Regions from separate parts of the Homo sapiens genome. Here region 2 is linked to region 1. A link is a contact called in ENCODE Hi-C or POLR2A ChIA-PET data. All regions are on one chromosome and are shown on one strand. Each heading gives the region's core, a stretch centred on a gene start or an enhancer-like site at or near the end of the contact. The rest is flanking DNA. Distances are from core to core; before and after follow the strand shown. Region 1 holds the start of SLC7A11-AS1 (SLC7A11 antisense RNA 1). Region 2 overlaps LINC00499 (long intergenic non-protein coding RNA 499).

Region 1 (3,536 bases), core at 676-3,175:
GTGCTGCTCTTTCTTAACATTCTTTTTTCCTTTAAAATTTGTTTCAATCCATGAGGTAAAAAATAATGACGATATAGATAGACGAACAGTTCATGTTGTTTTTCCCTGCAGTCAAATAGACAAAAATTTCAACACAAACTTTTATTCCTGGTATTTGGCTTAAAAGTAAACGTCAGCTACGTCAAGAAGCTAATGGTGTTCTCTGCATATCTCACCAGTTACTGATTCTTCTACTTAATATAAAAATGCATTTCCAAAATCTTACCACTGGGGGGCAGCATCGTGCAAAGCTAGCCTTTAGTTTTTCCTTCCTGTGTCCAGTATAGAGTGCTCCTAATATCTATCACAGACTGGTGCTGTGCCATTAATGGAAGAAGAGCGAGCGTGCGTGCGTGCGTCCGTCCGTCCGTCTGTCTGTCTATCGGTCTATTTTCCCTTTGCCAAATTCTTTCCTCTTCCTTTTTTTCCCAGTTCTTTGTGAGTTAAAACTTCTGTTTTTGAAACTTCCAGGAGCTTAATTAATAAACATGAAAACCAAGTTGAAGCTGGCACAAAGCCCTTTTTTGCTCAACCACTTGGGCATGCTAGGGTAACTGTAGTTATTTACATTTGGCATCCAACTGACTCAAAGAGCAACACTGCTTTTTTCTTTCCCCCCTATGAGTACCGAAGCTATTAAATTAAACAGGTTAATGTGGCTACAGCATTTCGCCCCCTACTATCCCCCAGCTATAGTAAATCTGCCACCTGTTTATTTCCATAAAAATTCAATTACAGCACCACGAGTTATTCTTCTTATGTGAGCAATTAACTTTAGGCAGTTTCAGGCCACAGAGAAAGGCCAGGCTGGCCTGCTCCTTTCTTCTTCGCTCCCTTTAGCCGCAGGTCGTTCTTTCGCTAAGTGACTGTGCTCCTTCACACCAGTGAAAAAATGAAAAAGGAAAGAATAGACTAGACTGCTGGGCACTGTCACGCCAATGAAAAAGCAAAAAGCGAAAAACCGCAAACAATCTTCTGCCTCCCTATGCCCAAGCCTTAGAGGCCCGGGGAAGTTAGCAGCAAGCAGGCAGCCAGGACCACAGGGGCACACCGGTGTTGTTCAATAGCACACCAAAATGAAGAAGAAATTACTTGCAATGTGTTCATTTTCTTTCTTCTTTATATTTGTAAAAAATGTGACCAAGAAGGGAAAGGCTGGTAAAATGCCACAGCGTTCTGGCTAAAGCAACAACGCAATTGTGAAGAGAGAAAACTGCATTCATCCACATGTCCCAGCAAGAGCTATCACCAAAGGCATTGTGAAGCAGTTGAGCAGTTACATCTGCTCTCCTTTAACAGGAATGAGTCTTTAGTACCCGGTTGCAAATGTTGACTTTTACCTTTTCTTTAAATGTCTGCTACTCTTTGTCATATTTCTTCTCCTTCTCTCCAAATTCTACCAATAAAAGTAAAAATTACTGAATCGTACATCTAGTGATTTTCTGCATGACCTAATTGTCGAACAGGTATTGAGGTACTTGCTTTCCATCGATCCCTGTAATGCCATTGACACTGACTTATATTTCTAGTAAATGTATAAACATGGTTTTAAGAGTGGGTTAGACTCTGAAATAATCTTTGAGTAAATCTTACCCCAGGTTCAGGTTAAAACAAATACTTCTTCGTAAGTAGGTTGGTACCAGTTCCTATTGAGAGGTGACAGCTTGCTGGCAGCCCTCGCTGGCTCTGGGCGCCTCCTCGGCCTTGGCGCCCACTCTGGCCGCGCTTGAGGAACCCTTCAGCTCACCGCTGCACTGTGGGAGCCCCTTTCTGGGCTGGCCAAGGCCAGAGCCGGCTCCCTCAGCTTGCGGGGAGGTGAGGAGGGAGAGGAGCGGCGGCAACGGCGCGGCGGGAACCGAGGATGCGCGCGGCGCTTGCCAGACAGAATGAGTTCCGGGTGGGCGTGGGCTCCGCGCGGGCGGGAACCGGGGCTGCGCGCGTTGCTTGCCGGGCTGCGCGCGGTGCTTGCGGGGCTGCGCCCGGCGCTTGCAGGCCAGCACGAGTTCTAGGTGGGCGTGGGCTCGGCGGGCCTCGCACTCGGAGCAGCCGGCCGGCCAGCCCGCAAGCACCGGGCAGTGAGGGGCTTAGCAACTGGGCCAGCAGCTGCTGTGCTCTATTTCTCGCAGGGCCTTAGCTGCCTCCCTGCAGGGCAGGGCTCGGGACCTGCAGCCCACCATGCCTGAGTCTCCTCCCTGCTCTCCTCTCCCCGCTCCCCCGCCGTGGGTTCCTGCGCGGCCTGAGCCTCCCCAACGAGCGCCGCCCCCTGCTCCCGGCGCCCGGTCCTAACGACCACCCAAGGACTGAGGAGTGGGGGCAAACGGCGCGGGACTGGCAGGCAGCTCCACCTGCGGCCGGTGCGAGATCCACTGGGTGAAGCCAGCTGGGCTCCTGAATCTGGTGGGGACTTGGAGAACTTTTATGTCTAGCTAAGGGATTGTGAATGCACCACTCGGCACTCTGTATCTAGCTCAAGGTTTGTAAATGCACCAATCAGCACTCTGTGTCTAGCTCAGGGTTTGTAAATACACCAGTGGACACTCTGTATCTAGCTAATCTAGTGGGGACGTGGATAACCTTTGTGTCTAGCTCAGGGATTATAAATGCACCAATCAGCACCCTGTCAAAACGGACCAATCAGCTCTCTGTAAAACAGACCAATTGGCTCTCTGCAAAATGGACCAATCAGCAGGATGAATAAAAGCAGGCTGCCCCAGCCAGCAATGGCAACTGTACAGGGTCCCCTTCCACACTGTGGAAACTTTGTTCTTTCGCTCTTTGCAATAAATCTTGCTACTGCTCACTCTTTGGGTCTACACTGCCTTTATGAGCTGTAATACTCACCGTGAAGGTCTGCAGCTTCACTCCTGAAGCCAGCCAGACCACGAACCCACCGGGGAGTAACGAACAAGTCGAGAGTGTGCCTTAAGAGCTGTGACACTCACCGCAAAGGTCTGCAGCTTCACTCCTGAGCCAGCGAGCCCATGAACCCACCAGAAGGAAGAAACTCCGAACACATCCGAACATCAGAAGGAACAAACTCAGGACACACCGCCCTTAGGAACTTTTAACACTCACTGTGAGGGTCCGCAGCTTCATTCTTGAAGCCGGTGAGACCAAGAACCCACCAGTTCCGGACACACTATCGAAGTGTAGTTATTATCAATAAATTCAGAGAATAAGAAAAACATCAAAAGAGAAATAATTAGGGTATAAATAGATGATACAACCCAAGGGCACCTTGAACCCCTATCTAGGACAGGTGTATGGAGGGCTCAGATTACTCATCCAAATTGTCATGTGTCTGAGTTGATTCCTGAGCAACATTAGCTCAGGCAGTGTTGCTGGGCAGGCATGGATGTCAGATGTCGGCCATTCCTAAAATACTCCCAGGGGATTAAGTGAGTATATAAATATCTCCCTCCTGTGTTCCTGCATCTGAAGGTGCCCTACACCCGAGAGCATTAGTGTGCTGCTAGGATAAAAGAATGTAATAAAAT
Region 2 (3,536 bases), core at 379-2,878, 310 kb before region 1:
TCAGGTTCAAGCGATTCTCCTGCCTCAGGCTCCCAAGTAGCTGGGATTACAGGCACGTGCCACCATGCCCAGCTGGTTTTTGTATTTTTAGTAGAGATGAAATTTCACCATGTTGGCCAGGCTGGTCTTGAACTCCTGGCCTCAAGTGATCTGCCCACCTCAGCCTCCCAAAGTGCTGAGATTATAGGTGTGAGCCACCATGCCTGGCCTGAAATTCTGTTAGAGAACATTCACAACCTCCATAATAAAGTAGTTTACTGTTATTTACAAGTCAACTGAAACAAGTTTTAATATTCATTTCTGTGATTTAAAACTCTTTCTTCATAACCCTTTAAATGTATGAAAAAGTGGGATTTTGTGGATTCTAAGGTAACATAATATTAGTAGAGAATGATTTTACTGTTTTTACCTTTGGGTTCTTGTATGATATGGTTTGGTTCTGTGTCCCCACCCAAATCTCATCTCGAATTGTAAAACCTGGATGTTGAGGGAGCGACCTGGTGGGAGGTGGTTGGATCATGGCAGCAGTTTCCCCTATACTGTTCTCATGCTAGTCAGGGAGTTCTCATGAGATCTGTTGTTTGATAGATGTCTAGCAGTTTCCCTTGTGTGCTCTCTCTCTCTCTCTCTCTCTCTCTCTCTCTCTCTCTCTCCTGCCACCTTGTGAAGAAGGTTCTTGCTTCCCCTTCACCTTCTGCCATGATTGTAAGTTTCCTGAGGCTTCCCCAGCCATGCAGAACTGTGAGTCAATTAAACCTCTTTTCCTTATAAATTACAGAGTCAAGTAGTATCTTTATGGCAGTGTGAGAGCAGACTAATACACCATATATATGTATTAATCTCAATGCTTTATTGTAAAAGTGAGTGTTAAGATTGTTTATAGGTGCTTTGCTCCTTCCCACATTTGGTGACAAGGCCCCTCACTGGTATCATGGCAGGCTCTGTACTAAGCAAGATATTAAGATGAAAATTTCATATTGATAATTAGAATGAAAAACATAAGCAATTGTTTGCCAAGTGAGTTACATCTGAGATTGCTCTCCTTAAATTTTTTTTAAATTCAATCTTGGTTTCTAATGAACAACCCTATAGAATTAGTAAATTATTTAAATAAGATTTAAGTAGACTTAAATACATTGCTGTTACTTGAAGAAAAAACAGTCTACTCAAGAATAACTTAATTTTTTCAAAGATAATATTTAAGATGGAGGAGTTATAAAGGAACATATATCTTTGATGTGACTTTAATACTCAAGAGTTGGCTGTTTAAAATCAAGATGAAAATACAGCTGTATTAATTTGGCTCCTTAGTAGCCTCCATCACTCTGCTTAGCACTTCCAGAGGTCTGTTTTCTTTCTTGTTTTCTCAGGTTGATGAACCCATTGTGACAAATGTTAGGGGGTTATTTAAATCCTTTAAAATGCTTCTCTGCAAAATGTGGTTCTTCTTCAGATCCTTAGCTACTGGTAAAAGTGTTTACATCTGGCCAAAACGTTGCCTCTGGGAATCCAGAGGGGTGAAAAGATGAAATGGCCAAGGGCAGCATCCTCATGCATTACATTATCACCTGTCACTATGTCTTAACGTTCTCTGTAAGAACAAGATGGCCCTCCCCACTCAGGCCAAGACCTTGAGCACTGGCCAGATGCCAAGCAGCTTGTTTGACCTCATTAAAATTGAGCGATCATGTAAATGTTTGGGTCTGAGGCCAAATCTCTTAGAGCTGTTTAAAATTTCTGAGGATATTATCATAAGACATTTGATTTGTGATCTTTTCTTAGTATTTTCTAGCTGGGCACTCTGAATGGAAATAGGCCAAGAGGGAATTAGATCTGGAAATTACTATTAAAAGCAAAACACGTACTAGAAAAAACACAGCCAATACATGGCTACTTATCTCACTCTTTTTTTCTCTAAAAACAATTCATGTTGTAAAAACTTAGCAAATATAATACTTAAAAATTATAGTTAAATGAAACTTGTGAACTACAAAAATATGGCGTTAGCTGGCCAGACAAGCAAGTGGTGTTTATTTTCAGGGAGTAGGGATTTGGGGTCCTGACAGCATCTATTTGATACTACGCTAACACAGAGTCATGACCTCTGCTTCCATGCCTATTCTGCTGAAGGTCAAAAAAGTGAATTTAGATTATATAGAAAGTGCAGTACAGGAGAACAGTGCAATTTCTCATGGCTTCATCAAGATCACGTGGGATTGGTAACTGCTTAGATTTTCTGAAGGCTGAAGATTTTCTTGAATATAAATCAAACTCCCATCTATGAAGGATAAATTTTTTACTTCCAGTTTAATTATTTACTGCCAAAGGACATGCTTCTGCTATTGCTTTGGTTCCCGTGAACTTCCCTGCACAGTGGTTCCGTCAAGTTGGTGCAAATGCCTCCACTAATTGGTGTCCTGCCCTGTTGTCCTCATGCTGAGTTCAGCATGAAGTCGGTCTCTCTCAAAGAACAGCCTTAGGGTGATGAAAGCTATGCAACACTACACAGCACAGACGTGCCATGCCTGAATGTGTTTGTTCAATCAGCATGGACACTTTTCAAACAAAATAAAACAGGTGACCAAATATGATTGTTATTTTTAACTTTCATAGAAATGATATTTGTGCTTTTGCAGATACCTATTGGCCATCAGTGACTCCAGTACTGTCTCCTAAAACTATCATCAGCCACAGTGGTAGCCAAAACACTGAGAAGGAATCCTCAGTCTTCACTGCCTACTGACTTCTTATGTTTATGGCAAGGTCCTTTTCAGTAATTTCATTTTATATCTGCACCTCTGTCTCCTTGTCTATAATATTATGACTTGGGACTATAAAATGACAAATGTTCTTTCTATATCTAAAAGCATAGGGTTATGTGACATAACTGGGTTACAGGATGGAAGAGAGAACTTAAGAAATAAGTTGAAAATATTGCTACATTGATTAGTGGAGATTTTATTACCATGAATTGACTTTTTTAAGTCATTGTCTTTCATAAAGAATTAAAGTGGGAATAGAAGAATAAGAATAGCAGCTTTCACCTTACCTTAACAAAATCATAACACCTCACATTTACACAATAACTCCTAACCTTTTTCTAAGTATATTACAAATTGTGAAGCACCATTACATACATGATGTGAGTTGAACTTCACAACCACCTGGTCTAGTGGGTGAATAGACCAGCTATTGTCCGGCATCTCAGAAAGGTCAAGTCAGAGAGATCAAGTGGCTAGTGGTAAGCTTGCATGAGTCCATTTCTTTTGTTACTAACACAATGACTGTTCCATGGTATGACCCTACCTTTATGCTTTATTTACTGCTAATAACCCTTCTAATACTTTTTCTGACTTAGAAAAAAATAGAACCTTGCTATATATAAGATGTGCATTTTCTTTTAGCTTCCTGAAACCATGTTTGGTTGGCTTTTCAGTGTATTTGACTTCTAGTTATATTTTAAAAATCAGATTGTAAAGTTGTTGTGGAAGCTATTTTGCTTTTACTTTGTTTTCAAAGATATGTGGAAAATGTTA

The links. Hi-C counts contacts between places; a loop is a spot of excess contacts on that map. ChIA-PET counts read pairs that join two places held with the same protein, here RNA polymerase II (POLR2A). Pooled maps may share reads with other maps.
Region 2: a loop to region 1 is called in a map of Right ventricle myocardium inferior, with 5 times the contacts of the local background. The contact joins the enhancer-like site here to the promoter of SLC7A11-AS1 in region 1. A Hi-C loop is called at or near these places in 1 of 168 maps with a recorded cell type or tissue (Right ventricle myocardium inferior) and 2 of 50 pooled maps. POLR2A ChIA-PET finds 5 or more read pairs at or near these places in 1 of 52 experiments (activated T-cell).

Annotation. Positions count from the first base shown.
Region 1 is chr4:138,087,403-138,090,938 of GRCh38, reverse strand. It overlaps SLC7A11-AS1 (SLC7A11 antisense RNA 1), which reads right to left and starts at 1,925. Exons shown (of 7, transcript NR_038380.1): 1 at 1,633-1,925; 2 at 1-105. All of the region lies in intron 7 of LINC00616 (long intergenic non-protein coding RNA 616), which reads left to right.
Region 2 is chr4:138,399,648-138,403,183 of GRCh38, reverse strand. The region is part of intron 2 of LINC00499 (long intergenic non-protein coding RNA 499); the gene reads right to left. Among named protein-coding and RNA genes, the nearest start is that of LINC00498, 89 kb to the right of the region's middle. Within about 2 kb of position 1,628, at least 2 of the 41 ENCODE cell types and tissues checked have a DNase peak (open chromatin) inside an H3K27ac peak, as active enhancers do.